Linked DNA regions of Homo sapiens: region 1 is linked to region 2. Evidence: chromatin loops called from intact Hi-C (ENCODE). Cell type or tissue: chondrocyte. All regions are shown on one strand. Each heading gives the region's core, and the rest is flanking DNA. Links, peaks and the distances in the headings are about the cores only.

The links. Hi-C counts contacts between places; a loop is a spot of excess contacts. Peaks named below come from ENCODE experiments on the same cell type or tissue, not always from the same donor. Only the 100,000 strongest peaks of a DNase experiment are listed, where the experiment ranks them.
Region 1: it touches region 2 in a loop (2.5-fold over the local background); 12 of 110 quality-filtered maps call a loop at or near these places.

The regions. Positions count from the first base shown.
Region 1 is chr6:616,630-632,403 of GRCh38, reverse strand. It overlaps EXOC2 (exocyst complex component 2), which reads left to right. Exons shown (of 28, transcript NM_018303.6): 4 at 2,443-2,569; 5 at 12,861-12,974; 6 at 14,569-14,693. Among named protein-coding and RNA genes, the nearest start is that of HUS1B, 33 kb to the left of the region's middle. In chondrocyte, for the core only: CTCF peaks have their summits at 7,129 and 7,339 (motif pointing left); no DNase peak of the experiment used is centred there.
Region 2 is chr6:675,272-691,045 of GRCh38, reverse strand. The region is part of intron 1 of EXOC2 (exocyst complex component 2); the gene reads left to right. Among named protein-coding and RNA genes, the nearest start is that of EXOC2, 10 kb to the left of the region's middle. RefSeq lists enhancers at 6,177-6,256, 7,016-7,095. In chondrocyte, for the core only: CTCF peaks have their summits at 4,102 and 4,301; a DNase peak (open chromatin) is centred at 6,951.

The DNA of each region.
Region 1 (15,774 bases), core at 2,469-10,468, 57 kb after region 2:
CCTTCCGTTAGCAGTGTTAGGAACTTGCTGCCTTACGTTAGCAGCGTTAGGAACTTGGTCTGAGAAGTCATGCTCTTTGAATTCTAACCTGGACTCTCTTACCATGACTGAGTATGTAACTTTAATACCTTCTTTATCCATGAGCAAAAGTGGAATATATTGGCTACCTCATAGGATTGGGTGAGTTAGAACATAAATGTAAAGTGCTTAGCATAGTCCCTTACCCAGCAAATTAATAATTTCTGATGATCTTTCTTGTAGCTATTTCTGTGCATGTCTCTTTCCCTTTTTAGAATAAGAGTAATGTCAGATTCATCTTTGTGGTCCTGTAATGTCTTGCACCTGGTCAGCATTTGATAAATATTTGTATAATGTAGGAATATCAGAGGCGTAATTAAACCCAGCCAGTACTTCTCTTTATAAAGAAAATAAATAATTTTGCAAATTGTTTTTTTAATCTTAGAGCATAGAGGCTTTCTGCAGCATTGTTCTCCACAAATTCCTAGATTATTTTTATAAATAAAAATTCAAGGAATTTCAGGGAAAATTCAGAGTGGACTTTATATATGTACATGTACGTGCATGTGTACATATATACATATATAACATTTCTATTTTTGTTTACTCTTTTTATTTAGTGTCTTCAAAAACTAAACTGAAACTAAAGCAGGAACTTGTTGTACAGTTTTCTAGAGGGACTTAAACATTTTGATAAAAATCTAATATCTTATGATCTATTTATATAGCAGATAAAGAAAACTTAGGCAAAAGTGGTAATTTTATTATTCTGGAATACTCATTCCAGGACCTAGCACATAGTAGGCTTAGTAAAGGTTTCTTTTTTTTTTTCTTTTTGTTTTGAGACAGAGTCTTGCTCTGTCGCCCATGCTGGAGTGCAATGGCGCGATCTCAATCTTGGCTTACTGCAACCTCCGCCTCCCAGGTTCAAGCAATTCTCCTGCCTCAGCCTCTGCAGTAGCCGGGATTACAGGTGCGTGCCACCATGCCCAGCTAATTTTTGTATTTTTAGTAGAGATGGGGTTTCACCATGTTGGTCAGGCTGGTCTCGAACTCCGGACCTTGTGATTCGCCCACCTCGGCCTCCCAAAGTGCTGGGATTACAGGTGTGAGCTACTGCACCCGGCCAGTAAAGCTTTCTTGAACTGAACTCAAGAGTGCCTGGACTTGAGCAGAAGCCCCTGTTGCATGCTGGCAGAACCACGAGTGCTGAGAGAATGAGTGGGTTCATAGAGGGCCTTGCAGCTACAGGTTGCCTGGTATTCAGACAGCCTTCTCCCATGAAGCCTTCTGATCCTCGCCTGGGGAGGCAGGCACGCTTTGTCTGTGCTCCCTGGCACTTGGCTCTTTTTCTGTTGCAGCCCAGGGCCTTGGAGGCCTAGCTGGTAAGCCCTGTGCTAGGTTGAATGATAACGGAGTTCAGTCCCATAAAGGAAGATGCTGTTTTTAGAGCTTATGTTGTCTTGTTCACAGGGTCCACACCCAGTCAGTTTTCCCTGAATAACCTGGTTATTTCCATTATACAAGCCATGCGTTCCTTGAAAGGTGTTTGATTTAATCGTTAGATATTTTATTGAATTTACCAAATTGATTTCAGCCTAATACGGAAAAAAATCCCTGCTGTTTCTACCATCTAGGACATTTCCAGCACTGATAACAGCAAAAAGAATGAGAAATAGCAAGTAGCATATTATTTTTGCATAACTATTCATGAAAACATGCCAGAGTTTGTAGAGGAAAAGAAAATAAAAGATATTTCTTGAGAGCTTTCAAGAACCATTTAAAAAACATTTGGTTTTCATTTGTAGTGAAATGTCCTTAGGTAGCTTATGGAACCCAGAAGCAGAAACTCACAGTATTAAATATAAAATCATATATGCATAATGGTTTTTCGGCATTTATCATAAACCAGAAGCTTTCCACTGAGCTAACATTTTACTCGAATGTTTTGTGCTTGGATATTTCCCAGACATTTTCCAAGAGTTTACATGATTTCAGAATATTCTCTTGAATAAACAGATATTATAGGTCATATTATTTCATCTTACTGACTTTCTGAATTTTTTGTGCAGATTTAATCAGCTACATTTAACAATGTTTAATTGTAGTGTTTATTATTTGTAAAATATGTTTGTTATTGCAAAACTTTGTCTAAGCAGCTTAATTTGTCTTCTCTGTTGAGTAATGTACAATGAAACCATAAGCTGAGAGGTGTAATTTTTGCCTTTTTATAAATTTTTTTAGTGCTTATAATTAAACTACTAGTCATTTTTTAAAAATTTAGCTGTTATGTCCTCAAATCTCTTAAAGATTATCCAACAGGCATTTTGTATTAGGTCTTTAAGAAGTCAGACAATAGGCCAGACGTAGAAGGTGCCTGGGGTAGGCTTCATCTTATTAAGCATATGCTCCTCATTTCTGTAGGCATTTTGGATCAGTCTGCTGTGTGGGTTGATGAAATGAATTATTATGATATGCGCACTGACAGGAACAAAGGAATTCCGCCCTTGTCCTTACGTCCTGCTAACCCGCTTGGCATTGAGATTGAAAAGTGAGTACCATCTTGCTTTCAGTCTTCTTTATTTTTCAGTTCCTGAAAAGTTTTATATACTTACAGGAAAGGGACTCAAACTCCAGAAACATCCCAGGAAACACAGTTGAAGACACCTCAGTTGTTTGGAGATGGGTGTTATTTATGAAGCCTTGTTAGCTATGCTGCAAGTAAACTTTGCAGTTAGTTAAAACTTGTGGCTAAAACTACTTTTACCTCTTCAGTTTTTTGATTTTGCATTTTGTGAAAAAGAAAAGTCTTTAGTATGTTGTCTAGAGATGGTTAAGTTTAAATAGGTAGATGGCACCTGAAGTCAAAATAGCATACATAATCTGTTTTTTTGATTTTTCTAGAAGTATTTTAGAATAGCCAGGTCTAATCTGGTCTTTAATTTTGTCTATAATGTCTACTCATTCTTGCTTAATCCAGACTTATTTAACTTTAATCATCAGAATTCTGCCAGGTAAATGATATCTTTCAAGATGCCTTATAACTGAATCTAGAGTTTTTTTCTGAATTCCTAGTACAGTGTTTTAGTAACTTTTATAATTAGTGCCTTTCTACTTAAACAATTCACCTAATGTGTTAATCGCAGCTAATTTATCTTCTGGCCTTAGTGCTTCTGCTTATGGAATTGTATACTGAGTATTGCTCTGTAAACTCTTACCAAAAGTGACAAATTAGCACTGTTAATACTTTAACCATGGTTTTAGTTTAGGGTTTTCTAGGAATGGGGAAAATTCTCCAATAATCTCTCTATATATAATCTTCAAGCCTACTCTTGAAGATCATTAGTTTCATTTTCACCTGCTGGGGTTTGCCCCTGGCTGAGGGGAAGTAGCATGTTTGTCTTGGGAAAGTAGCACGTGTTGAAAAAGTCTGGGGCTTAGCAGCTTCACGTGAGCTTTGACTGTTCTAGGTAACATCTTTGAAACATTTTTGCAGTATGGGTCATTCTAGAGCCGTTTAAGGATTCCAGTGCCTCCAAAATTAAGAGTTCAAAGATTGAGAAGGTTTAGAAAATAATGGTAACAGTTGGGTATTTATTTGAGCACAGTTTTAAGCATGAATAGACTTGCAGTTGATAGTAAGCCCCTTATGGGTGCTTCAAGGCTCTGGAAAGCCAGTCTCTTTCCAACCTGCCTGAGAAGTGTGGAGCAGGAGGCCCTCTGAGCTGCTCTTCATAACCAAGAGCCAGTTTTATACATGGGCAAAAGGAATATGGAGATATACAAAATATATTTAGTATGAGACTTGGACAAAATTATCAGTTAGGGTTCATTCAGACGTTTACTATCATAAACGTGATTTCTTCAACTTCTGTTTTGGTGTTTACCCCCACCCCTGTTCTCTCTACCTCCCCACACCTTCTCAGCCTTTGAATCTCTTTATTATTCCTGTTGCTGCTGCCCACAGTGTGGTTTGGCCTGAACTGCGTCTAACAGCAGTGTTCCTAATAAGTGTCAGGTTAATTATTTGATGAGATTGGTAATGGCAGTGAAGAATAATGGCACTGAAAGTACTTAGCTTTCTTAAAATGTTCTTTTCTTCTCTGAGAGGTAGTTTGATTTTGTGTGGGGCAAAACTCTCTCAATTTGAACTTGGGCTGTGCCACTTACTAGCAATATGACATTGAGTAAGTTACTTAGATTCCTTTTGCCTCAGTTTCCTCAGGTGTACAATGCAGTACCTGTTCCTTAGGGTCGATGCGAGGAATCAGGAAGTGAGGAGGTAAACAACTTGGAGCATAGCAAGTGCCTCACAAGTGTTCATCCTTACAGGATTCTTTGCTCTTCTTGGATATATACTATTCATTGTTCTGCCACATAGGAAAAGTTTTTGTTTAATGACTTAAGATTCCAGGGTACTAAAGTGTTTTAAAATTTTAAAATAACATTATGTACATTTATCCAATAAGTACTTCAGTGGGAATAAAATTAACAGATTTTGATGTTACTGTACAGATTGTTACTTAAGTTTCAGAAATATTTGCTCAGCCATGGGATAAAGTAAAATATTAAAGGATAATTTTTGAAAAAGGGAAAATCATGATTCTTATACAAATATAAAATAAATAGATGTCAGAGCTTTTATTTAACTCATAATTAAGGAAAGAACCAATAAGATGTTAAATCCAGCCCAAAGGAAAGTCCAGAGGGGAGACATACGCAATGAGAAATGCCGAAAGATGCAAGACCGTCACTCCGTCTCGGAGGAGCCAGTGGTATCCTCACCTGATGTGCATTTCTGTGGACAGGAATCCCTGGCATCGCCATTAGCCCTCCACAAGCCAGCTCTGTCTTTCTAATAGAGACTCAGAATAGCCAATGATCAGAGAAAGGCGCGGATCCTGTAGCATCAGGGAACACGGGGAGGGCCCTTTAGGCCGTGAACAGACATCCAGTCATCCTTCTGTCCGTCTGAAAGTGTTTGGCAAAAGACTTTCAAAAGAAAGAGAGGCTAGATGTAGAGATTCCAGGAAGCAAGAAAATGAAAGATGAAAGTAAGAATAGGTGTAGAAACCAAGAGAAGATAATGCTTTTGGCCAGAAAAATGCTTTTCCAGGCTTCTTTTTTTTTTTTTTTTTTTTTGGATACTGTCAAGAAAGCTGTGTTTATCTTACTGAATTCTTTGACCTCTGTTAGATAAATCTTGTTTTAGAGAAAGATAAAAGGAAGGAAAGGCAGACTGTAGAATGTTGATGTGGGTTTTATTTTGCTGATTTACTTACTATTTTTCAGATGAAGGCTTTGGTAGAGGATGGTATTGTACTCAGGTCAGGATCCCTACTGTCTTTTAGTTCTGTTTATTAATGTCATTTGGGGCTTTTAAAAAAATAATTAAAAACCTAGAGAGCACCTACTTTTTGAAAATGTCAGTATTGAAGGAATAATAGGGTTTTAGTATTATTTGTTTGTGGAAACATACTTAAAAAAGTTTGCGGCCGGGCGTGGTGGCTCACGCCTGTAATCCCAGCACTTTGAGAGGCCGAGGCGGGCGGATCACTTGAGGTCAGGAGTTTGAGACCAGCCTGGCCAACGTGGTGAAACCCCGTCTCTACTAAAAATACAAAAAATTAGCTGGGCGTGGTGGCAGGCGCATGTAATCTCAGCTACTTGGGAGGCTGAGGCAGGAGAATCACTTGAACTCAGGAGGTGGAAGTTGCAGTGAGCAGAGGTCGGGTCACTGCACTTCAACCTGGGTGACAGAGTGAGAGTCTGTCTCAAAAAAAAAAAGGTTTGAAGAATTTGTGAGTGCTGTGGTCCTAGTGAGTTATCAGATTGCAGTGGGGAGGCAGCCTTCAGGAGAGAAGTCAGTTTGTGGTGATAAATTCTCGACAGCTGACGGTCTAGCGTGCACACTGGGAACGTGAGGGGCCCTGCGTGTGGTGTCCGGTTCAGCTGAAGATGGCAAAGCCAGTGAGAGTAACACAGTACGGTTGCCTTGTGGCTCTTTGGGGTGAGTCAGAGTTTAATAAATATTTTACCGGTGGACCCAGGCTGCATGCTTTTTTCTTTCAGCCTGCAAGTTTAACAACGTGGCATTTGTTGGCTGTCTTTGACTGTTAAGACCCTTCATATTCCTAAATTTTTAACTGATGTTTTTGCACACAGAGTGTCATGATACTTATAAAAATGTTACTAATTGCTCAGAAAAAATAACTTCACTTTGAATTGAGACTAGGATTTGCTTGTAAAAAGTCTATATTTCTGCTTTACGATGGCAGTTGTCACAAATATATGTGGTCTTTGCATGACTTCAGTTGTAATGCTGACAAACTATTTAAACCAAAAAGGAAGGTAAAAACAGGTTCATGTTAAGTAAGAACCTTTGCTAGGCTTTGTTTCTTGAAATCAATACTCAATTGCCTAACAAGAGGGTATTTATGGGTAATGTGTAGGAGACGGTCTGTATATGGGCGCAGGGGCAGAAATCAGGAGCTTTGTACTGTTTTTATATGATCTCAACTGTTTTTGTGACTTATTACCTGGGAATGGCTGTCTAGAAGAGTCAGTTGTTGCACCACTAGTGTCTGTTTTATTTCTACATGGGTGTTATGGGCGATGCAAACCTGATTTTCTTCGAATCGGCCTGGCTTCAAACAGAAAGAAAAGACCAATTTCAATTTTCCCACCACATTTAGAAGACTGTATTTTAAAAGAGGAAAACTGACGGCAAATTAATTCTTAATATGAGTGCAGAAGAAAAGAGCCTTAGGTGACTTTACCTTTAGAACTTGTGTAAAAATAGATGGGCAATGAGAACGCCTTCAAGTCCAGAAACTGGGTCAGACAAAAAAAAAAAAAAAAAAAAAAGAACGGAAACAAACTTATAATACGTAATACAACAGAGTGTAAACAATGTTGGTAAAAATTGAAAGCTACGAGAGATATGTGTAGCATGCACACAAAGAACTAGCAATGCCCACTTTCACTGTTGGCCTCCCCCCTCCGTCTTCCATCCGCCAAATCAAGAAAGTGTGTTCTCTTTGCCGCAAGCGCGGAATAACACCGCTGCAGCCAGGCCTCACTGTGTGTGGGGTGGCTGGGGCTGTCTCAGAAGGAGGCCCATTGATTTGCATGCTGCATGGGTCATTGCTGCAGAGAGTCCTCATACTGGAAAGCAAGTGCTGAAGTGTGAAGAACGTGCCTGTTTGTGTCTCTTCGCTCAGTCCACAGGCCTGTGTCTTCTCCTGGCTTGGGGCTAGCTGTTTTTTAGAAGGTTTAAATCTGACCTTACACTGCCATCTAATGGAAAACATATCTGTTCAGGGTGGCAGGAATTGTCCGTGACTGAAACTGTGTGTTTCGATTCCTCGATGAAAACATTTCGTGAGTTTACACAGTAGGGTCTCTGTCACTTTCAGTCCTAACTCTGTGCTAGTGGATTTAAAATGCAGGCTTGGTTTGAAGTACTCAGAGCGTATGTTGCTTTTTCTGATGTGTCTGAGCCGGGACTTCACTTGGAAATGTAGAATCCGAAATCCAGTTATTCTGAACAAACGTAAGAGTTTTTACTCCGTGCTTCATTAGCTGTGTTGATATACTACCTCTTCCTTTCCTGTTACTGTTATTAAGGGCATTAGCAATTCTCTTCATTTGAAAGCAGCTCCCCTTTCGCACTCTCCTGCATTGTCATCTTTACGGATTTGTAGTTGTGATCGTATTTCCCACCTAAAACCCTCTGGTTCTCTGTTTGACAGTAGAAGTACCAGGTTCAAATCTCGACTGTTTACATATAACCTCTCAGAGGCCATTTCCTCATCTGGAACATGGAAATATTTAACTCAGTTATTGTCATGGGAATCAAATAATACTTAGGAAATTAGTCTGTAAGATATAAATAAGTATAAATAATAAAAATAATAGCAAATAACATTTTTGAGCATTTATCATGTGTCAGAAACTGCTAGGCTTCCACAAGCATTATCTACTCTGATCTTCAAAACATTCCTAAGAGGAAGGTATGGTGATCCATTCATAATGGAATAACTTCTCGAGATTATACAGGTGGATTGAGCAAACATCGAGATTGAACCCAGAGCCTGTGCTCTTAGCCACTGCTTATTACTGCTGCTTCCCGTTGGGAATACTGAGATGAGCCACCTGTACTTTTGCAGCTGTGTTACCCATGGAGCTTCATGGACTCTGGCATTGGTATTCATTTTTTGTTTTTTCTAACTCATTTATTTCACATTTTTGAGGTGTTTGCATAAAAGATCAGTATATTTAGGCATATATTTTGCAATAGAATATGGAATCAGGATGCCTTCACCTGCAATTAAGATTGATTTAAACAAAAATAAAATCTACTTTTTCATAATATACAATATTCATTGATGGCAGACTCCAAAGGTTGGTTGAGTCAGTCATGTCACCAAGATGTGAGGAGCCTGGGTTTGCTGGCTGTTCTGTTGCCCTTAGCATAAAACACATTTCCTTAGCAATTGTGGTTGAAACTGGACATAATGATGTTCTCAGGCAGAAAGATGGTGTCTCTTCTTGGTTTCCCTTCTTGAAAGTATGGAGACCTTTCCCAGATGTGCTCCAACAGACCTTCCTCCGACATCACTGTTCAAAAACAAGTTTATCCAATCAAGAGCAGGGGGAATATGACAAGCGCGGTTGGCTTATGGTGGTTGATCTCTCCCCAGTTAAGGGGCAATTGGGGGGCTGTGTTTCAGCAGAGAGGGTCCAGGGTGATTGGTGGGTCATAGCCAACAGTGTCCACTAGAAACAGGCTCTGTGTGTCCGGGCAAGGTTAGTCCTGGCCTTAATGGTGTGATTTGGGGAAGATTATTTGACATCTGTGTTAGAATTTCACCATCTTGAAAATAATGTCTGTCTTGTTCTTGTAAGGCTGATTTCTGCTATAAGTCTCAATACATGTCTTCCAATTAAGATCAGTGAAAGAGTTTTAATGTCTTCAGTAAGAACTCTCAGAATAATCAGCTCCGTCTTAGGGGAGGTGGTATTTTGACCAAGAGATGTAGTGCTTTTCAAATTGTACCTGGCCCAGTTCAGGGGCCTGAAGGAACGACGCATCCGGGTAGGGGTGCTGGCGGGTGGGTGGGGCTCGAATCTCAGAATCCAGCTCCAGGGGCTTGGGCCTCCCTGCTCACTCCAATGCAGAAGCCAAGTCTCAGGCTCTGCCACCCGTGTCCTCCCAGCGGCCTGTGGTGCACGGGATGTTCATGGCTGAAGAGCTGGGAGTGCAGGGCCAGTGGGGACCTCACCAGACCCACTGCTTTCTGGCCAGGGGCCCCACTGCTAGGGACTGGCTAGACCCATCCCTGCTCCTTCTGAGGATGAGGGAGGGAGGGACTCCTGGGGGTAGGAGAGTTTCTTAAAATCTTAACAGTCCCTCTCCTGGAGCCCTCCACTAGACATCAGGCCTTTATGTTATGATATAACTGAGAGCAGTTTAGATTTGTAAAAATAACAATTTAGTAATGCATTGTAAGTGAGATGTTACCAGAGTTTAAGTATCAGGGGAATTTTAAAAATGGAGTACAGAATGGAAAGCTCTGAGCTGCTGGTTTACATTGTTCAGTACCATCAGTACCACCAATTTAAGCATTGTAACTGTTTAGGACAGAGCCTTTTCTGTATGTGCTGTGTACATTCTGTTTTTTAAAACATTTTTTATTTTGGCTAAACACGTGGAGTATGACGTAGCTGCCAGACCCATGGGGACTGTGTGTTCTTAGCCGTTTCTCCAGGGCATGCAGCTGCTGTATTTTTGAGTTTTGTGTCTGCATTTTATACTTTCTTGCGTTACTTGCTACCATTGTGTCACAGATCCTTTCTTCACATCATCAGCTCTTAACGCTAGCAACTGCCGTTCATTCCCTGTTCGATTATGGGCAGAGAAACACCGAGGCACAGCGCAGCACCATGGGCGTGGGGGAGGGGCACAGAAGCTGTTTGACTTCTCAGCCTTCTTTCGTTTCTTTTTTCTCAGCTGTGTCCTTAGGTTACTTGGACTTGATCCCTGCTGGATGAGGATGTCTTGTACTTAAATCAGGTGTGAAGACTGTTGTTAGTAGGAACTTAGTTGATACCAGTAGCGCATTTTGATTCTGTTCAGACCATTTAACTCTCTGACCAAGTGAAGTGTGAGACACCACATTGAATGGCCGTGTCTAGAAGGAAGGTCGACAGAAACATGGTCTGCAGCCACCATGACTTCTGCCCGCGATGACACGCCTTACTAATTGGTCATGTCATTCTTTCTAGCTGAGTTGAGACAAAGCCCGTGATCCCTCACACAGTGCTCCAGGCAGATGCTGCCTGCCGGTTAGAGCAGGACTGCAGAAGGAGGCACTTCTGGGTCACTTAGCCGGGGTTCAGCATGTCACAGCTTAGCCTAAGCCTCCACTCAGTCTCTATATTCCCCCAAAGCTCTAACTTGGAGGCATGGGGTGCAGATAAATAAAGTGAGAAAAACTTCCAAAGGTGAAAGGATTTTCTTACTAAGTAAAGTATGAGAACCAGCATGAAGAATCCAAACCAAAATAAACTTCTAAAAACTCAAAGTTCTCCACCTCCCTCCCAGAGACTGCTGACCGGTGAAAAGGACCAGCAAGTAATGAATGCCACATGCATGTATCGGGAGGATTCAGACTATAAATCTTTTAACTCGTGAAGCTAGTGAGAAAAGATGCACGATCGACTCAGTCTCGGTGGAAGTGGTGCCACCTCCCAAAATCTCATCTGTCTTCTTTTCTGTTATCATCATTCTAAGCAAGGCATCCCCCACCCAGTCAAAAAAGGAACATAGTGAAGAAGGACAGTGTTACCGAATGTGAATGGGACGCCCTGTCCTGGCTGAGATGCTCACGCAGTAGGCATTAGACTTTGGAGTGAGTGGCGTCTCGCTGTGCAGGGTTGATAGAGGAACTCCTCGAGATCTGGTTTTGCAGCTCACATTCCCTGTTCTTCTAGGGACCACAGAGGGAGAGGATGTGTAGAGAGGCAAGGAGGGTTTGTGCAGAGATATCTGTGGGGAGAGCTGGGGTAGGCCATGAAGTGGGAGGATGCAGAGCATGTGACCGTCTTCACTGAGGCCTGGTGAGTGGGACCTCCAGGTGACAGTGTTCCCTGCAGCTGTGAGACACAGAGCCTGCATGGACAGTAGAGGTGGCTGCATTTTAGGGGTGTTCTCCATGTCCAGGTGTGCAAGCACCTTGCTAGAGAGAGTGGGCTCCAGGCCATTGGAAGTTGTGCCTATGGGCACTGGTCACCTGAACGTGGAGGGGCTCCAGCAGGGAGTGTCTGCGGTAAGACTGAGACCACTGGAGGCTGAGGAGTGGCAATAGGAAGCAGATGCATCCATGAGTCATGGCTGGAGGAGTCCTCCAGAGCCCTTTAGGGAACCCGTGAAAATGCCCCCAAGACTCAAGTAGGTTCGAATACCTGGCAGGCAGAGAGCACAGACCACCTATGGCAGTACCAGGCACAGGCCCCGAAGGACATTCCATTCTTGTCTCTCTGTCCATCCCACCCTTAACCTCTACGAGAGAGCTGCCATTTTTCCCCCAAACGAGTAAGCAGCCTATTAACTATTGACCTTGGCTGGGAAGAGGGAAGAAAAAAATGTTACCTTTGGGTGAAGTTGGAGTGTGGATCACGAACTAAGCTGCCTAATTTCTGAATTGAGGCTGTGTTTGTAATGAGGAGACAGCAAGACTCTCCCAGAGAATACCAAAGTCATCGGACCTACCCACATTAAAATTCTTTTGGGGTAGGAGTGTTTTCCCCACTGCGTAACTGTTAAAGAGATACTACCCTATCAAATGATCTGTGTCTGGTTTATACCTTATGAGTTGGGCTTGTCCAGTGTTTTGGGGTAGGGGACACATCTTAGAGGGGGCGGCAAATCAGACGAACAAAGTAAACCCCAAGATGGTGGAGACCAACATGCGAGACAGTATAGTCCCTTTGAGGCTGCCGAAGCGTCAGGTTTCATGCCTAGAGTGGCAGAAATGAGCCCTGAGGGACAAGCAGATTCAGTTCATAGACATGCTTGGATTTCATCCTGCAAATGGGGCAGGGGGCGCCAGCAAAGGCTGCCACGTTGTGAGCCTCGGTGGGTACATCTGGCATCCCAGCATGGAACCTGATCTATTGTCGATACTTGATTAATAGTCGAACGAATATATAAATGAATTGATCCAGAAGTCAGTCTTAAACATGTAGGCAAGATGAGGGAGCAGCAGATTATGTATATACCCTGTTGTTATCACAAGCTTTTCTTAAAGTCATTCTAGACATGGACGCAAATGTGAGTGCTTTGTGATTAGATGTGGTTTTATTAGTACTTTGATGATTTCTTAGTATGTCTTAAAACAACTTTCATCTAGGTTTTAACAAAAATCATTTTAACAAAGTGATTTAATATTTTAGAATTTCACTGTATTCAAATTTTGATTTTTATACATTGAATGGGGATTGATGTCATATTTTGATAGGTTTAATAAAACTGTCAACTCAGCCAGATGTCTTAATCCTCTTTAAACCTTATATTCTTTTATTGATGTAATTTCTGTATTTCAACTAGTTTCCTATCTTTTCTATATAAAATCAAAGTTTAAGTGATAGAAAAATCAGCCATGATGTGGGAAATATATTTTGTACATATATACAAACATGTTCTGGGTAATGTATGATTAATATGTATTGTTGTAATGGTTAGTATTCATATGTGTTATACTGGATACTTAGTGATACCTTTTCCATTTTTGTCATAATAACCATTGAAATATATTTTAAACGTTTTTTCCCCTCAGAAGTAAATTTTCGCAGAAGGACTTAGAAATGCTATTCCATGGAATGAGTGCTGATTTTACAAGTGAGAATTTCTCAGCAGCCTGGTATCTTATAGAGAATCACTCAAACACCAGGTTAGTGGATATGGGACTGTCAACTGTGAAGGGTTTCACTCAGATGCTAAAGATGGAATTACACGGTAACTCGAGTTTTAGGTCTGGCTCTGCATACAGTTACATGGTTTTAGGTCTGCGAGCTCTTTGACTTTGCGTTTACCCGTGAACATCTCAGGGTGTCTGTTTCCCTGTTTGTGCAATGGGATGATTCTTTAGAGGTCTCTCATTTCCTACTGTCATTTTATGTTCAATATATTTCATTATTGATGCAGGTTATTAAAAATTTATGGAGCCTTAGCTGGGGACTTAAACTGACATGTATGAATGTGATCTCTCCCTACTCAAATAACATAAAAATTTTAAGTTCTGGGGTAAAACATGGAACACACTGCCTTCTCTGACCATAGGGCAAAGGAAGATGAGTTGGTTTATCATCATGTAAGGACCTGGCTTAAAATTAGCAAAAAAGTAGACAAGGTCATATATCCAATTTGAAGGTTCCCTTCTGTCTTCTAATTACATTTTACTCTGTACAAGAGCAAGTTTGTAGCTTATTTGCAAGATTGATTTAAAATAATTATATTCAGCAAAAAATGTTTGGATAAATCAATGGTTTATTGCTTAAAACTTAAATTATTGATAAATTAGTGTGTTAAAATATACCTTAATATAAATGTTTCATTCATTTATTAGGGTGAAAAGCATTACTAGAAAACATCAGGAAAAGTTGGCATTTTAATACACAGGATAAATTTAACCTGATTGCTTTTTAAAGCAAATGTCCAAGATGAGGAAAGGTTGGCATTTTAATACATAGGGTAAATTTAACCTGATTGCTTTTTAAAGCAAATGTCCAAGATGAATTTTTTCATTGTAGAAGATGATTCTGATTTTACATTACAGATGTAGAATTTCTATTATTATAAGTCAGAATTGAGCTCTGTTTCTTGTGTAGGTCTATCAAGAATACGTTTAAAGTTTTATAGCCGGATTTTCTTAGCTCAAATGGACATAAAACTTCTGAAATACAGAGGCCTGTCTTTAGTTTTCTCTGCTTTAGATATTGAGATGAGATATTGTGGTCTTCCTAGTTATTTAAGTTGTGAATCGACCCACAGGATTCATGTAATTTTATGACTAAGGACAGAGGACTGGATACTGATAAGTATAACATTATGCTTAGTGTTCCACAATGCTTCAGTGAATGTACAAAGCAGTTCCATCTTTGAAATGTTGTCTATCACTGGATGATCTGTGTCTTCTTACCTAGTACAGGATGTTCAAAACTCTTTATCTGGTAAATTGTATATATTATATATAGGTTATAAAAACATCTACACATTTACTTCTTAGGGGTCTAATGTATTTGGAATTACCATCGAGGGCTCCGAAAGTCTTGTAGCTGTTGTAATTTAGGCATTCATAATAAATAAAAGGTTTAGATCTACGCAACAATTTGAAAGCTTTTTGATTTCATCTGGCTTCGTATGATATTAATCTGTGTGCTACTTAGCATCGGTTTTAGCATATTTAGTGTTCTCCACTGAAGGAATTATTTTTTCTTTCTTGCATGTTAGAAGTGTCAAACTTTGGTTTCTTTATTTCATTTCAGTTTTGAGCAGCTCAAAATGGCAGTCACCAACCTAAAGAGACAGGCTAACAAGAAGAGTGAGGGCAGCCTGGCCTATGTGAAAGGCGGTCTCAGTACATTCTTCGAAGCACAGGATGCCCTCTCAGGTAAGGCGATCCTCAGAGCCATCTGCTGGCAGCTTCCGCCATGGAAACCCGGCACTGCCTGCAGGGTGTTTACAGGGTGTGACACTCGGTCTGTTTTTATCAAAGTAGAGATCTCAAATGTGCTATAAATATTTGTTGCAGAGTAGGCTGGCATCTCTTTGAAGACTTGGTACTTTAAAAATTTATCTCTGAGGCTTTTGTTAACCCATCTTACATGTGTGAAATGGGAGACTACTTTAACTCTCTGTGATGTCCACACTCCAGGGCTGATACGAAATTAAATCCCAATGCACAACCACCAATATCTTACATATGTGACTAATTCTATAAATGCAACCCATTGTGTGTTCACTTTGGAAAGGCTGATGATAGGATACCAGTCTCTTCAGCCCTTATCGCACAGGCGCCCACGTATGCACGCAGGTAGCTGTCACTGTGCCATCTGTGTATGGGAGGGACGTTGTATGGAGTACAGATGTCATAGCTTTAGACATTTTAATGCAAGATGTTGGTAGAGTTTTTTTTTTATAAAACTGCTTTTAATTAATGAAAGTTTAATTATTGCTATTTAGTAAAAAGTAATCTATATCAATAAAAGTTAACTCAATTCTTTTTAATAGCTAAGATACTTAAAACTAAATACCCATATAGCTTAAGTATCCATAACTCTAACCATGCATTGAGGCCACATCTTCTTCAATTCAGGAAGGTAAATTTTAAAAATTATTTTTATTCCTAAAGTATAGACATTCTTTTATTATTTTAAAAGTCCCCCTCCTCCCTCTCTACTAAAAATACAAAAAATTAGCCAGGCGTAGTGCATACCTGTAGTCCTAGCTCCTTGGGAGGCTGAGGCTGGAGAATTGCTTGAGCGTGGGAGGCGGAGGTTGCAGTGAGCCGAGATCGCGCCACTGCACTCCAGCCTGGTGACAGAGCGAGACCCCATCTCTAAATAAATTAAATAAATAAATAAATAAATAAGCCCCCCTCTTCCTGTGCCATATATACTTAATTGACCTCCAACACATTAAATGTGTATGTGATGCAGTGTATGTGATGCAGCTTCTTCCTTGCAGGTAGA
Region 2 (15,774 bases), core at 3,777-11,776:
TTAATCCAGCCTGGGTTCCTAGTCCAGCGTCTGCCACATAGTAGGTGCTTAAATGTTTATTGAATGGATGAATTTTAGGTCACTGTTGAGAGGATTTTGAAACTGGGAAATAACATTCATTGATCACTCTGCTAAGCGGTGTACTAGGATGTTGATTGTACTCAGATCCTGGGGAATATGTTCTTGGACCTTCTGGACTGCCTGCTGAAATCACATGGTGATAGTGTGGACTTCTAATCATATGCTTTAGAGTATGTTTATATTAGTCAAAAATTATTATTGATATGAATACACAAACTTAAAAGTAATTGTAATGAAATTATGAATCTTTTTTGTATTTTTAAAGACAGAGTCTCACCCTGTTGCCTAGGCTGAAGTACAGTGGCGAGATCTCTGCTCAGTGCAAGCTCTGCCTCCCGGGTTCACGCCATTCTGCCGCCTCAGCCTCCCAAGTAGCTGGGACTACAGGCGCCCGTCACCACGCCCGACTAACTTTTTGTATTTTTAGTAGAGACGGGGTTTCACCGTCGCGATCCTCGTGACGGTGGACCTCGTGATCCACCCACCTCGGCCTCCCAGAGTGCTGGGATTACAGGCGTGAACCCCTGCGCCGGGCCGGGAAATTATGAATCTTAAAGCGATGGGTGACACACGCATCGGCATCCTTCAATCTCAGTTTGTTTATTGATTGAAAGGGGGTCTTGTTCTGTCACCCAGGCTAGAGTGCAGTGGCACAGTCACAACACACTGCAGCCTTGAGCGCCATGATTCCAGAAATCCTTCTACCTCAGCCTCCCAAGTAGCTGGGACTATAGGTGCGTGCCACCGGGTTCGGCTCATTTTAAAAATTATTTGTGGAGGTGAGGTCTTCCTACGTTGCCCAGGCTGGTCTTGAACTCCTGAATGCAAGTGATGCGCTGGCCTCAGCTTCCCAGTGCTGGGACTATAGGTGTGACCCACTGTGCCTGGCTGATCTCAATTTGAAAATCACAGAGTCAAAAGGTATTTTTGGCTTAGGCGTCAAAGCAACTATACACTGGTCCTTGGTCTAATCTGGTCTGCTTCATAGTACTGGCTGAGTTGCTTAGATGCTTTGGACTGTTTCCTTTTTTGTGTATTCAGAGAATACATGCAGTTAGATTATCTCTGAAATCCTTCCTGCCTTGAAATTTTCCAACTCAGTGAATCCTATAACCACCTAGCACTTGTCTTATAGCACTTGTGTTGTGTTAGGGACAATATTATTAATGGTGTTTACATACACCAGTAAAAGACTAAGCTCATTCTGGATCGGGATTAGTTTTAATTATTTTTGTATCTTCCAGTCTTACTGTATGCCTGACACATATATTAAAAATCAAATAATATTAGCCTGGATTCATAAGGGGTATTTTTGCCCTCTCAATTAAAGAATAGCTAAGAACTAAACTCTGTAGTATTGAGTGTAAGTCCAGCAGAAGCTCAGAGGTAGGAAGGATCCGTTGGGGCTAGAGTAATTGGGAAGCTTTGATGATAAGAGCTTGATGAAGGAAGGCGTGTGAACACCTGGGCTGCATACCAGGAGCAAAGGCCCAGGGGCTGGTAAGTGAGTGCATTTTGGATTATGGGTGGAGTGCCTTGACTGACAGGCAGAAGAGTTTGGAACTGATTTGTTAGACAGTTCTTTTTTGTTGTTTGTTTTTCCTGGAAAGTTTTATTAGGCCAGCTCAAAAGCTTCCTGAACATCCTTTACCTTAATTCCCTTGGTAGCATTTCAGATTAAAAATACATCATCCAGTTTGCTTTATTTTTGTTTTTGGGTTTATCAGTTTTTCTATGTAATATTTTCCACAGTAAATCTTGGTGCCAATAATGGAACGAACACTGGACACAGGACTGGGGAAGACTGGATTTCAGCTTAGGAGAAGGTGAGCTGCTCAGGGTGGATCCAGAGAGCTTCAAGACTAGTGCCCGGCACATCTTAAGCACTCAGTGACAAGTGCAGCGTTGAAGGCTTTTTTCCCTTTACTGCTTGCTAACAGTGCCACTTTGCACAAGGCTGCCCCTTCGTTTCATTTGTAAGCATGGATGAATTTTTAAAGGCCTTTTCTCATTTTAAAGGTTTGTGATTTTGGAGGGCATATGATTTAACTTTCATTGTATTATAATTTTAGCAAAAGACAAAACGAGACAAAAGGCCATGTTTGGCTTTAGTTTAATTTTAATGAAAACCCCATGTGAATGATAATGATGTATGTCTCAGCAGGAATCAGAAGTCATGCCAGATAGCTCAAATGAAGAAAGGTGCAGAGGGGATTAGGGAATATACAAGGAGTGGTGAGGAGCAAAGGGAAGCTAACAGTAACCAGAAAGGACAGAAGGAGAAAGTAGGGCTGTCTGGAGGAGGATCCGACTGTTGCCAGAGAAGTAGTGCTGGGGGCTGGAAGAGTAACACCGAACTGCCTCAGTGTTGGAACTGGTCCACTTCTGAAATCCAAAGTGCAGGCCTCCCACTGTTTGCTTATAGTCCCTCAACTTTCTCAGTCTCACTCACCCCCACTGCATCTATCAGGCGCTTCTGTGATCTTCAGTCACTGTCATGCCAGTGTGCTCAGTTGTATCGTTGTTGTTCTGTAGCATCTGCCTGGCAGCTTCTCAGCCTTGGGCAGTCTCAACTCTCTGCCTCCTGTAATGCTTGACCTGAGTTGCTGGGGCCAGCTGGGGAAAATCACAGTATCCAGATCTGTGCCCCTATAAATCCATGGTCACCAGCTCAGCTGGGCCATCAAGGAATCTTCCAGAATTTTCCTCATCAGTACCCGCTTCTTATCTCTGCAGAATGTACTTTTCAGCATTTTCACGCTTTTCGAACCTTTCATCCTTTCACATCATTTACACACACTCTTAGCAAGCGGTCTTGCCACCTACATCATAAATGAAAGAGATGTAAGTGGAGAATCGCAGGGGCTTCCTGCCAAAAACTGTTCCTCCTCCCCAGTCACAGTGGAAGAGGTTGTATTTATGCTAAGACCAATCTCCTACCTGGGCTGTGGATCCCATCTACCCCGCCTTTGTGAGGACTTCACTCAGGTGTTCATGTCTTACTAAAGCCTTCCTTCTGTTGGCCTTTATACATGCTTAGAGACAGACAAGAATAAAGTAAAACAGAAAAAACTAGAATCCTCCCTTGATTTCACATTGCCCTTTTAAAATTCCTCTCTTTTTCACTTTCCTGCCACATTTCTTAAAATAGTTGTTTGTAGCCAACTTCTCACCCATCCCAGTGCTGTCTGGTTTCAGCTACGATCACTCTCCTGAAGGCCAAAGTCATTCTTGAGCTTCTGGTCACAAAATCTTGTTCCTGTCATTTCTTCAGGGTAATGCCTGGGACATAGCAAGTGTATAATAAACATTTATTTGACTGAATAAATCCAAGGATGTTTCCTTTTCACAGCCCTAGTTTTTCTGTTTTTCTGGGGTATAGGAGTCCAATACTGTCATCTTTTGAGGATCTGGGTGACTAGTCATTGTATCGCAAATCATCTTGACGGACTAGGTAAAGATACAAATAAATATTATTTGAGGATAAGTTCAGTGGCTCAGTGCCTGTAATCCCAGCACTTTGAGAGGCCGAGGTGGAAGGATAGCTTGAGCCCAGGAGTTTGAGACCAGCCTGGGCAACATAATGAGGCCCCTTTTCTACAAAAATTAGAAAAAAGTTAGCCGAGTGTGGTGGTACATGTCTGTGGTCCCAGTTACTCAGGAGGCTGAAGTGGGAGGATCACTTGAGCCTGGATCACCTGAGGCTGCAGTGAGCTATGATTGCACCACTGCACTCCAGCAGCCTGGGTGACTGAGTGAGACCCTGTCTCAAAAAAAAAAAAAAAAAAAAAAAGAATATTATTTGATAATGACTTCTTCAATCTTGTTCAGGTGATCTGTCTTTCTGGGAAAATAAAACCCTGACATCTTTTTTTCTGAAAAACTATACTTCCTAAAATACTAAGACTTACTGTTTTTATCTATGCATATAGATCTAATAAGAGTAGTAGGGCATTGGGTACTACTGGCAATAGATTTGTGAATAAATAATGCTGTGCTCTTGTATGAAACTCTTTTGTTTTCCTATTAAGTAGTGTATCTTCTTTGAAGTTTTTGTCTTCATTTATTTGTTGGGGGTGGATGGAGGGGGATGAATTTGCACTGGCCTGGTTCATTTTTGACATGTCATCAATGTCCAGTGGCATCGGTTGGAAGTCCAGTCACCTTTAGACCTGCAGCCTTTCCCTGTGCAACATAGTGACAGTCCTTGTCCTCTAGGAGGAGACATGGCATGCTAAGGCAGAGGGCTTTATGGTTCCTGGGGGAATAAAGCAGACCTCTAAGTAACTTTTCCAATTAAGATAGAATCCAGTGCTTGTTTTATGAGAACAGCTGAGTAATCCGGTATATATATAACAGATCTCTTTTATGGGGGCTCTGAGAGCTAAGTTGTCAGGCATTCCCTATATACTTGTCTGGCTTCCAGTATTCCTTCCTAGTCATCTCATGCACATTCTCGTCCCCTTAATCTCTCACCTCCAAACATTGTAGAGGGAGGGAAGGCCTTTATTCCCATTCCTAAAATAAATAAATAAAAATCAAGTGTCATTTATCAGTTATATGGTTTAAATTATTGGATTATTTTCCCAAAAGAATTAAAATATAAACAAATATGCTTTCATTTGAAACCATAGATAGTAGTTCATGTATTTTTTTGTTTGTAGAGGTAGAGAAGGAAAAGAAGTATAAAAAGAGGTCCAGGAGGCCGGGCGCGGCGGCTCACACCTGTAATCCCAGCACTTTGGGAGGCCGAGGAGGGCGAATCATGAGGTCAGGAGTTTGAGACCATCCTGGCCAATATGATGAAACCCCGTCTCTACTAAAAATACAAAAAAATTAGCTGGGCATGGTGGCGCATGCCTGTAATCCCAGCTACTTGGGAGGCTGAGGCAGGAGAATCGCTTGAACCAAGGAGTCGGAGGTTGCAGTGAGCCCCACTGCACTTCAGCCTAGTGACAGAGTAAAACTCCGTCTCAAAAAAAAAAAAAAGAGGTCCAGGAAAGCAGGATACATTAATACATTACTTCTTACCTGTTCAGTCCAACCTGGCGACAGAGCAAGACTCCGTCTCAAAAAAAAAAAAAAAAAAAAAAAAGAGGTCCAGGAAAGCAGGATACATTACTTCTTACCTGTTCAGTCCTCCCCTTCTGCAAATGGCCCTTCTGAGACCCAGCGAGTCTTCTGCCCTTATCAGGCCGTAACTCTATACAATTTGGCCCCTATGAGTTCTTTCAGATCTGTGCATGCTTGTATTTTTGTTAACTATGATTTGGGGATGGAGCAGGAGGAGCAAGAGGATTAATTTGGAAAACTGGATTACAGAGTTCATGACCCTGTCTCTGAGACTTGTCCCACTGTGTGCTGTTATATGGTAGAATTTGTGGCAGTGCTAATGTAACTTGCACTTGATCTCACTCAGGAAGTGTGGAGTCTGTGTTTATAGAGAACTGGGGAAGAAAATCACCATTTTCCCGAACCCTTTCCCCAATATCTCTGGGCAATCCCTTTGGGTCCAGCCCAACCCAGCCCAGCAGGGACAAGTCTGTCTTAGGTTAGGTTGGGCCTGACTCTAGAAAGATTTGGTGAATTCTCTACTTTGATTATATTTTATGGTGCCCTGAGAGTTGGCTGAGCCTAATTTTACTGTTGAAACTCACTAGGCAGCTCTGCAACAGGATTCTTCTGGGGTCCTCTGGACCCAAAGTGGTTCTGGACAGCTAAGGCTACTGAGATTCTGCTTGATTTGTTCCCTGGTGATGCCAGTGCTGCCAGGTTGAGGCATATATGGGGAAGGGTGGACGTTTGGGAGGGTTGTGTGTGTGTGTGTGTGTGTGTGTTTTCAAATGATTGTGGGGAAAATCACCTTTCTATAGTCTGATCTGTTAGCGAAATAGTGTTTTCACATCATGAGGCCTTCCGTGGCCTGTTGAGTAGAGGTTATCCTAGTCTTCAGTGAGTCAGAACTTCTGTATTTTTCTGGTTCCTGGCCTTCTCTAGCTGAGAAGAACATCTGGGAGCATGACAAGGTGAGACCGTGATCACTCATTTTGTTCAGATTTCTTGTCTGCTGTTGAAATCAGCGAAACTCTTCATTACTAAATAGTAAAAAGTACTGCTTTTATGATTCTAAAACTACTTTCAGTTGTGGTTTCATTTCTGATTTTTTTCTTTATATTATTACTGCTAACTTTTTCTGTGTATTTTTAGTCTGAAGTTCTGTGAAAAATGACAACTTACTGTCTTTTTTTCTAGTAGTAAATATTTTGGAAAATTAAAATTGTGCCACAGTTTTAATTTGAGAAATTAAATATGGGAAAATTATAGAATTAAAATTTTCTGACTTCTGTTGCAGAAAACACTTTAAATCCATCCCTGTATGCTTCATTAAAGGAAAAGAGGCAGATGGTTTAAAATTAATATAGTATATCTATAAGGAAAATGTATTTACTTAAGTGTACAGTATAAATTGTAAGAAAATGTGGCCTTTTGTCTTGATTTTAGTGAAATGCTTTTGTAATAGTAATTTTCTCTTTTGACCTGTGATGGATAGGAGGTTAATTGATGTTAAATGGATGCTTTGTTAATCCTTCATCAGCTACTAAATTGGTATGGGGGAGTACAGGTCAAGACTACACAAGGCCATGACCAGCTTGTTTTCTCAGGGAGGTTTATGGATTCCACCCCTCCCCCTTCTCTAAACCACACATCACTCTCTCCAGCTGCACATAGGGAAGACTCTCCTGTCTCCCCTCCCCCTCTTCCTGCGGTCCTGTCTCCCCCTCCCTAACCTCATCCTTCTCCCTCTCTGGGCTGCTGCAGAGTGACAGCTTGTAGATGTTGCGTGCGAGGGAGTTCAGCTGGCGCTGTGTGGTCCGAGTGTGTGGTCTCCCGCTCAGCCGAGAGGCTGCTAACAGGGTGGATGAGAGAGAGAGCAACACTGTTTACTTTAATTTATTTCGGATGCCGGAATTGTGCCCAGAGTTTCTCCTGAGCTTGATTCCATAGCTAGCAGCTTCAATCCTTCGCAGCTGCGGTGCGTTCTGAACTCTGGGCTGTCCTTTCCTGACAGGCACTTTCCATAGCATCTGCCTGCTTAATCCCTCACGGCTCAGAAATGTTAACGGCACTGTTGAGTGCTGTGATTATTTTGCTTTCACTATGTCAAGATTTATGGCCTTCGAGAAGCTTCTTTTGAGATAGAGCTAGAGAAGGAAAGCAGAATTTGTAAGATCAGTGACAAAGTTGATGTATTTTTGGAAATTGGAAAAGCTATTATACAAAATTTGGGTCAAATTAATCCAACTTTGCTCATATAAAAGAACCTGGGAGTTAGCGACATCCTGTCATGTTTAACAGTTTTAATGAAATTAACCAATTTAAGCTGACGGTTGGTTTCTTGACCTTTTCTGAAACTCTGCATTGATTTTGGCATGCCTGTTTACCATAGTTATTATATTTGTCAGCGGTGATATTGGTTTATTTCATCCTAAAGATTTGACAAGTCGAGACAAATGAAACTTTGTTTTTATGTAGTAGTATAAATTTAGGAGAATATCTTTTTATCCAATCCTTTCATTATGAATAGCTTAGTAATATTTTCTTGATTTTGTTCCTCTCTCATTCCTGAACATTATTGTTGAGATGGTCAAGTATTTTGTTATTTGAATAAACATATGTAGACTCTTGATATCACTTGGGATTTTGCATTGTTTAGCTTCTTTATTTTCATGTCTTCCTGGCAGTCTTGCTGGAATGGAGTTGGTGGTGTTGATGTTTGTCAAGGATTAGAAAGTCTAGGCCACTCACATCTTCCCGCAAGGTCAGTCTGTTTAGCTTGGAGTTGTTCTGCTGCTTTATTTGCTACTCTTCACCCTGGGTTTCAGTACCTGAGCTCTGTTTCCATCACTGCGAGGGTAAAGCTTTCTCCTACCCTCCTGGTACCTTTTCACTCCTCGCCCTGGTGTACCTTTGCCTCAACTGATCTGGAATCAGACTTCAGGAATTTAGTCATGTTGGGCACTTTTTAAAAAATGATACCATCCTGTATTTCTTTTTGTGTTCAGTTTTTTGGGGTTCTGTGTTTATGGTGCTAATGATGTTAAACTAATGCTCAGAGGAATTCTGAAGCACAGTTATTCACAAAGTTGTACAACCATCACCATTATCTAAGTCCAGAACAGTTTCATCACACCCGGAGAAAACCCTGAATCCATTATCAATCCTTTCCCACTTTCTGCATCCATGGATTTACTTATTCTGAACTTTCATATAAGTGGAATCATATATGTGGCCTTTTATGTCAATTATGACATAATATATGCATAATATTGTTAGTCATTACTGTATGACTTTTACCTAGGAAGTGAAAATTCTTTGGAGAGAGAGAGAGAGGAAAAAATACTGATAAATGATGGTTATAGTTAAGTAATCATGTGTGGAAATGAACTTGTATTTTAGAAACTCGGGGCCGGGCGCGGTGGCTCACACCTGTAATCCCAGCACTTTGAGAGGCCAAGGCGGGCAGATCACGAGGTCAGGAGATCTAGACCATCCTGGCTAACACAGAGAAACCCTGTCTCTACTAAAAATACAAAAAAATTAGCCGGGCGTGGTAGTGGTTGCCTGTAGTCCCAGCTATTCGGGAGGCTGAGGCAGGAGAATGGCATGAACCCGGAAGGCAGAGCTTGCAGTGACCCCAGATCCTGCCACTGCACTCCAGCATGGGTGACAGAGCGAGACTCCGTCTCAAAAAAAAAAAAAAAAAAGAAACTGGGAAATATTTAATAGGAACTGCGGAATGGTCAAGGCTTGTGTTGGATAGAAGTGCCCTATGTGTGACTGGCTGTTAGTCACCAGCACTTTTCTGCAGTGCTGTGTCATGCAGGTTCCTGTTCCCAGCCCTTCTGGAGTTTCACCAATGCCGGTGCTAATTGGTTGTTTAAAATTCGATGTAGAACTCTAAATGAATAAATCCTGACTGAACAGATTCCCTCCATTTCTACCTTAGCTTTTACTGGGCAAAATCCTCCAGGAGTTAGCAGTGAGCAGGAAAAGGACCAGGGTTTTGCTCTCTGGTAACTAAAGGGGGAATTATCCTCCAGAGCAGTTGATTCTCTTGCAAGGGCAGAGAAGCAAAGTATCTGTAGAACCACAGTACCTTGACAGCACTTTAAAAACCCTATTTCCAAGTGCATTTCTGTGAAAACAAGGTTATCTTTAAGAAAAAGATTACTACCTTTATTTGCACTTTTCATTAGAACTGAAAAGTTAGAATTGTTTTATATATTCTCAGTACTATCCCATTCTCTTTTATGGCTGGATTTTTTAAATGGAAAAATCAAGCTTAAATGAGTTTTGGCCTAGTTTTTATAGGACTAAAGGATAGTTGAAAAACAAGTTTCTCTGGTAACTTTCATTATAAATATCTTAGTAATATTTTAAAATTTATTAGGGGCAAAACTCATTTTGGTTTAAACATTTAAAATACTTCTTTGGTGGGGGGAGAAAGGAGACACAGCATTAAAGATCTGCACCTACAAATTAGAATTTCTGGTTTTCGTGTAATTCTGTGTGGAAGCAGTAATAGAATATCAAACTTTTCACCTCTTGGACCTTTCAGTTAAAGGTCAGATTTGAACTGGACCTCTTGTCACCCAGAGGTGACCGATAGAAAAGGAGTTGTTCTGCTTAGATGTTTGGTTAATTTGGATTTATCTGATTGTTTTCCTTAGCATGAATTGTATTGAAGATCAGGAGGAGCTGTCACAGGTTGATTGTGACCTTTTAGGATGTAATTAGGGCACTCAGGTTTTATAGTGGTTTTGGCAGTTGCTCTTGTGACCAGATTTATTGGTTTAAAAGACAGTGCATGGCACACAGTACAGAATCAAGGAATGGCATCTGTCCTGTGAAACAAATCTAGCTGACACCCCTCTCAGAAGCCGCATCTTATAGCTTCTTATGGCAGGAATTTCACACAGCCTTTTGAGGTCTCTGCTGCTGTTGTTGAGGAGATGAAAGAAGAGCCCGTGCATCCCCAGATCTGGTCAGCCCGGCCACCGTTTCACTGAGTGTCTGGCACTGGACTAGACACTAGAGTGAAGAAAGAATATGATGACAAGCCCAGGCAAGCCCACTGAAGATTGCTGGCAGAGAGCTTGGCACAGTAACTTTTTTTCATCCCTTTTTCTTTAATGTAAAGGATACTATCATTTGTTATAATCACTTTCTTAAGATAGTTAATTTACAGGAGAAATGAGCACCACCCCCAGCCCAAAAAAATGCATATAACTCAGAGCTGCCAAGAGGAAGCCTCATGTGGTCAGCGTTCTTAAGGAGACCCTCTGCTGCCTGGATCTCCAGCCAGCAGCTGCCCTGCAGGGCTCTGGAAGTGGGCTATTCTGTGTGGTCTAAGGCCTACCTACGTTTCTAAAACATGTATATACATGCTTATTGCCACAGGGAAGGCAATGTAAAAATATTTAAAGGCACAATTTCCCTGGCCCCTCCACCCTTCTCCAATCTCATTCTCAGGATAATTGACCCCTGGTGTGCATCCTTCTAGCCCTTTCTCTGTATTCATATAAGCATAGGCCCTTGTTTGTATAAAGGTAGCTTTTGTTCTTCTTTTTTAAATGGAAACATTGATTGGGTCCTGATTCTAACACATCAACTGCAAAATAACTTTTAGACCATATGAAAAAATTGACCTGGGGCTGGGTGCAATGTCATTTGTAGAGGTACAAACTAAGTCATTTATGGATGAAATGATACAATGCTTTAAAGAGCTCCCTCAACAAACAACATGAAAGTATGTTGAAGGGGAGAGGCAGCTAAAACAAGACACAGAATGTTGAAGCTGGGTGATGGGAACTTGGAGGTTCCTTATGCTAGTCTCTCTTATGTATGTTTAAGATTTCCATAATAAATAAAAAAAAAAATAGTCATCCGGAGTATAGCATAGAGCAAGGGTCTGGTTTTGAATCCCACCTCTTTCACTTAATAGCTGTGATTTTTGACAAGCTATTGAATCTCTGATAATCCTACCCTTGTTAATAAACCATTTGGCATTTTAGAATACTTCCTTCTAGGAACTTTTTCTGTACATCTGTCTGTTCATACCTATCTGCCTATTTATTTATTCGTATGTCTTTCTATTTCGCTAATTTGTTGTAAGTATTCTCTTGGTTTCGCATGTTTTTCATAATGTTTCACTGGCTGCATAGTTTCCTTGACTGAACCTTTACATTTTACTGGATGTTTTGGTGGATGTTTCCGTTTTTTCCCCGTCTTGCTGTAATACATTTTTGCAGTTATGGGAATCTTCATGCCTAATAGCAATCCCCATGGTTTGAATTATTTTAGTCATTGTTCACTTTTCAAGAATACATTTTGAGTCAAACTGTGGAAGCATGTCTAAGGCTTTGACACGTGGCCGAATTATTTTTCAGAGTATTGGAACAGTTGTGCTGCTGCCAGCGATCCGTGGGAGCTGTGTACAGATTCAGCCGACAACTATGAGCCTTCGAGATCATCTTAAATATCTTGTGTTGTTAATAGGCCAGCGGTGGAACCTCTTTTAGTTGATGTTTCTCTGAGGTTGGGTTTTGTCTTTATGTTCGTTGGTTGGTTGCATCTCCTCTCTTGTGAACTGTAAGCTTATACCTTCTCAATTTTTTTTTGAAGCTCTTGGTGTTTTCTGGATTGATTTTTGTGAGCTGTTTATATAATAAAGTTATTTGTATTTTGACATTTTGAATATATTTGCAGACTTCCTGTTTGGCTTTCAAATTTCTTATCTTTTATTTATTAACTTATAGAAGATGTATATTTCTTTATGGCTAGGAACTTAGTGTGTTCACCGTTGTGATTTTTCTGTCAAGTCCAAATGTTGTCCTTCCACCCCAACAGCTGTAATATACACTTACTTTATGTTCTTCTAGTTTTTTTAATATACATATAATTAAAATTATATGTATATTTGACTTTTTACATCACCAGGAATTCTTTAACTCTATAGATGTTTGAAGTTATGTAAGCAAGAACATTATGCTTTTGGAGTGTAACTGAAACATTTCTGGGATTGGAGTTAATATGCTAAAAATTAAGAGGCAAGAAAATAAAGCAGTAGTTTGTTTAGAATAAAATTCAGCTTAATCTTTGGCTGTCCTGACTACGGCCCATCATCAGTGTTTGGAATTTTCCCACCGTGTTATGTAGTGCAGTGCTGTGGCTTTAAAGAAGCACTTCCCCCTGTTGCCCTGGAGCCCCATGCCCTGGTTCTGGGAGGTAATCACGATTGTGTACTGTTACTATATTGTGTCAGCCCTCTCTGCCTGCTGCTTTCATCTTTCTTAAGTTATGCAGCACAAATCTTAGAATGTTTCTCTATTTTTTCTAATTAAAATACTTTCTATCCTAAAACAATTGAGGACCATTCTCCTAGAAGGTTGCTCACCCAGTCTCTGGCGTGTCAGCGCAGCTAATGACGCACCTGGCCCACGAATTCACTTACAGTTGGTTTTTGATGCATGAATGGTAGCAATACTAGGTTACTTTTATTTTGGCCTTTAAAGTTTGCAGAGATCTTTGGTACACATGATTCCATTTAATCCTTACAGGATTCCTGTGACATTAGTTATTATTCCTATTTTAAGATGAGAAAACTGATAGAAATTAAAGGGACCTGAATAAATCATATAGTTAGGATTTGAATTTCTGCCTTCTGACTCTTGGTTAAGTGTCTTTTCTCCCTCTCCATGGCTGAACAAGTTGATTTGTCTGGCAAAAGTGTGCTGTTAATGACACCAGTGTTCTTTACCCCATATTGGTCAATCCACTTTGCACTGATTAAAAACTGTTGGTCATGTCCTTCGTGCCAGTTAGCATCTCTCATTGCGTGCTCACGGTCACACTGAAGAACTGGTCAGGGAGGGAGGCACTTTGGGGAAAACAGTTCTTTTGGGGGACCCTTTTCATATGTGAGTGACAACGTGAAGAGTGTGTGTGTGTGTGTGTGTGTGTGTGTGTGAGAGATTATAAGCACAGCCCCTGATGCAAACTGCCTAGGTGTGATTCCTGCTGTGATAGTTATTGGTTGTGGAGTATTGGACAAAGTATTTAATGAGCCATCCTCATAGGAGAGTTCTGAGGATTAAAAGTTATTGCATGGCAAGAACATAGAAAAGTACTTGGATAAGGCTGGGCGCAGTGGCTCATGCCTGTAATCCCAGCACTTTGGGAGGCCGAGGCAAGCGGATCACAAGGTCAGGAATTTTAGACCAGCCCGACCAACATGGTGAAACCCCATCTCTACTAAAAATACAAAAATTAGTCAGGCATGGTGGTGCACGCCTGTTATCCCAGCTACTCAGGAGGCTGAGGCAGGAGAATCGCTTGAACCCAGGAGGCAGACTCCATCTCAAAAAAAAATTAAGTACCTGGATAAAATAAGTCATCAATGTTTGCTTAATATCTAAGATATATTATCTGTTGATTGATGGCTAGTTGTGTCCTAATGTAATTGGTATTGTTTCTGATTTTATATTGAAAAATATTTTAAATAAAGGCAAGAGCCATGTTTATTCCTACATATACCACCTCAAATGCTAACTGTGCACTAAACACAAAAACTTCAACCCACTAATGAAGGGGTCAAAATCCCTATAAAGTGTAATATGGGAAACCACAGAGTCGCCAGGGGAACCTGTCCTTTCCGTAATGTTGAAGAGTATGGGGAACCGCAGAGTCTCCAGAGGAACCTGTCCTTTCCGTAATGCTGAAGAGTATGGGGAACCGCAGTCTCCAGAGAAAGCTGTCCTTTCCGTAATGTTGAAGAGTATGGGAAACCGCAGTCTCCAGAGAAAGCTGTCCTTTCCGTAATGTTGAAGAGTATGGGGAACCGCAGAGTCTCCAGAGAAAGCTGTCCTTTCCGTAATGTTGAAGAGTATGGGGAACCGCAGTCTCCAGAGAAAGCTGTCCTTTCCGTAATGTTGAAGAGTATGGGGAACCGCAGAGTCTTCAGAGGAACCTGTCCTTTCTGTAATGTTGAAGAGTATGGGGAACCGCAGTCTCCAGAGGAACCTGTCCTTTCCGTAATGTTGAAGAGTATGGGGAACCGCAGAGTCACCAGAGGAACCTGTCCTTTCCGTAATGTTGAAGAGTATGGGGAACCGCAGAGTCTCCCGAGGAACCTGTCCTTTCCGTAATGCTGAAGAGTATGGGAAACCACAGTCTCCAGAGGAACCTGTCCTTTCCGTAATGTTGAAGAGTATGGGGAACCGCAGAGTCACCAGAGGAACCTATCCTTTCCGTAATGTTGAAGAGTATGGGGAACCGCAGAGTCACCAGAGGAACCTGTCCTTTCCGTAATGTTGAAGAGTATGGGGAACCGCAGAGTCTCCAGAGGAACCTGTCCTTTCCGTAATGTTGAAGAGTATGGGGAACCGCAGAGTCACCAGAGGAACCTGTCCTTTCCGTAATGTTGAAGAGTATGGGGAACCGCAGAGTCACCAGAGGAACCTGTCCTTTCCGTAATGTTGAAGAGTATGGGGAACCGCAGAGTCACCAGAGGAACCTGTCCTTTCCGTAATGTTGAAGAGTATGGGGAACCGCAGAGTCACCAGAGGAACCTGTCCTTTCCGTAATGTTGAAGAGTATGGGGAACCGCAGAGTCTCCAGAGGAACCTGTCCTTTCCGTAATGTTGAAGAGTATGGGGAACCGCAGTCTCCAGAGGAACCTGTCCTTTCCGTAATGTTGAAGAGTATGGGGAACCGCAGTCTCCAGAGGAACCTGTCCTTTCCGTAATGTTGAAGAGTATGGGGAACCTCAGAGTCTCCAGAGGAACCTGTCCTTTCCGTAATGTTGAAGAGTATGGGGAACCGCAGTCGCCAGAGGAACCTGTCCTTTCTGTAATGCTGAAGAGTATGGGGAACCGCAGTTGCCAGAGGAGGCTGTCCTTTCCGTAATGTTGAAGAGTATGGGGAACCTCAGAGTCTCCAGAGGAACCTGTCCTTTCTGTAATGTTGAAGAGTATGGGAAACCGCAGTCTCCAGAGGAAACTGTCCTTTCCGTAATGTTGAAGAGTATGGGGAACCGCAGTCTCCAGAGAAAGCTGTCCTTTCCGTAATGTTGAAGAGTATGGGGAACCTCAGAGTCTCCAGAGGAACCTATCCTTTCTGTAATGTTGAAGAGTATGGGAAACCGCAGTCTCCAGAGGAAACTGTCCTTTCCGTAATGTTGAAGAGTATGGGGAACCGCAGTCTCCAGAGGAACCTGTCCTTTCCGTAATGTTGAAGAGTATGGGGAACTGCAGTCGCCAGAGGAACCTGTCCTTTCTGTAATGCTGAAGAGTATGGGGAACCGCAGTTGCCAGAGGAGGCTGTCCTTTCCGTAATGTTGAAGAGTATGGGGAACCTCAGAGTCTCCAGAGGAACCTGTCCTTTCTGTAATGTTGAAGAGGTTTAAAGCAATGGGTTGATGGGGCGCCCATTTCTTTTAGAATGGAGAACACGTCTCTTCATGTACTCCTGCATGTCTGCGCACTATCACTGACCTTCCTTGATCATTTGAATAAATGAAAAAGAAAAGCAAAAAACAATGCTATTACCATGGCCAGTTCCCCCTAAAGTACTTAAAGGAGTTGAGAATTTCTAAATGTTTTTTGCTTTCTTTCCTCCACCCCCAGCCTGAGA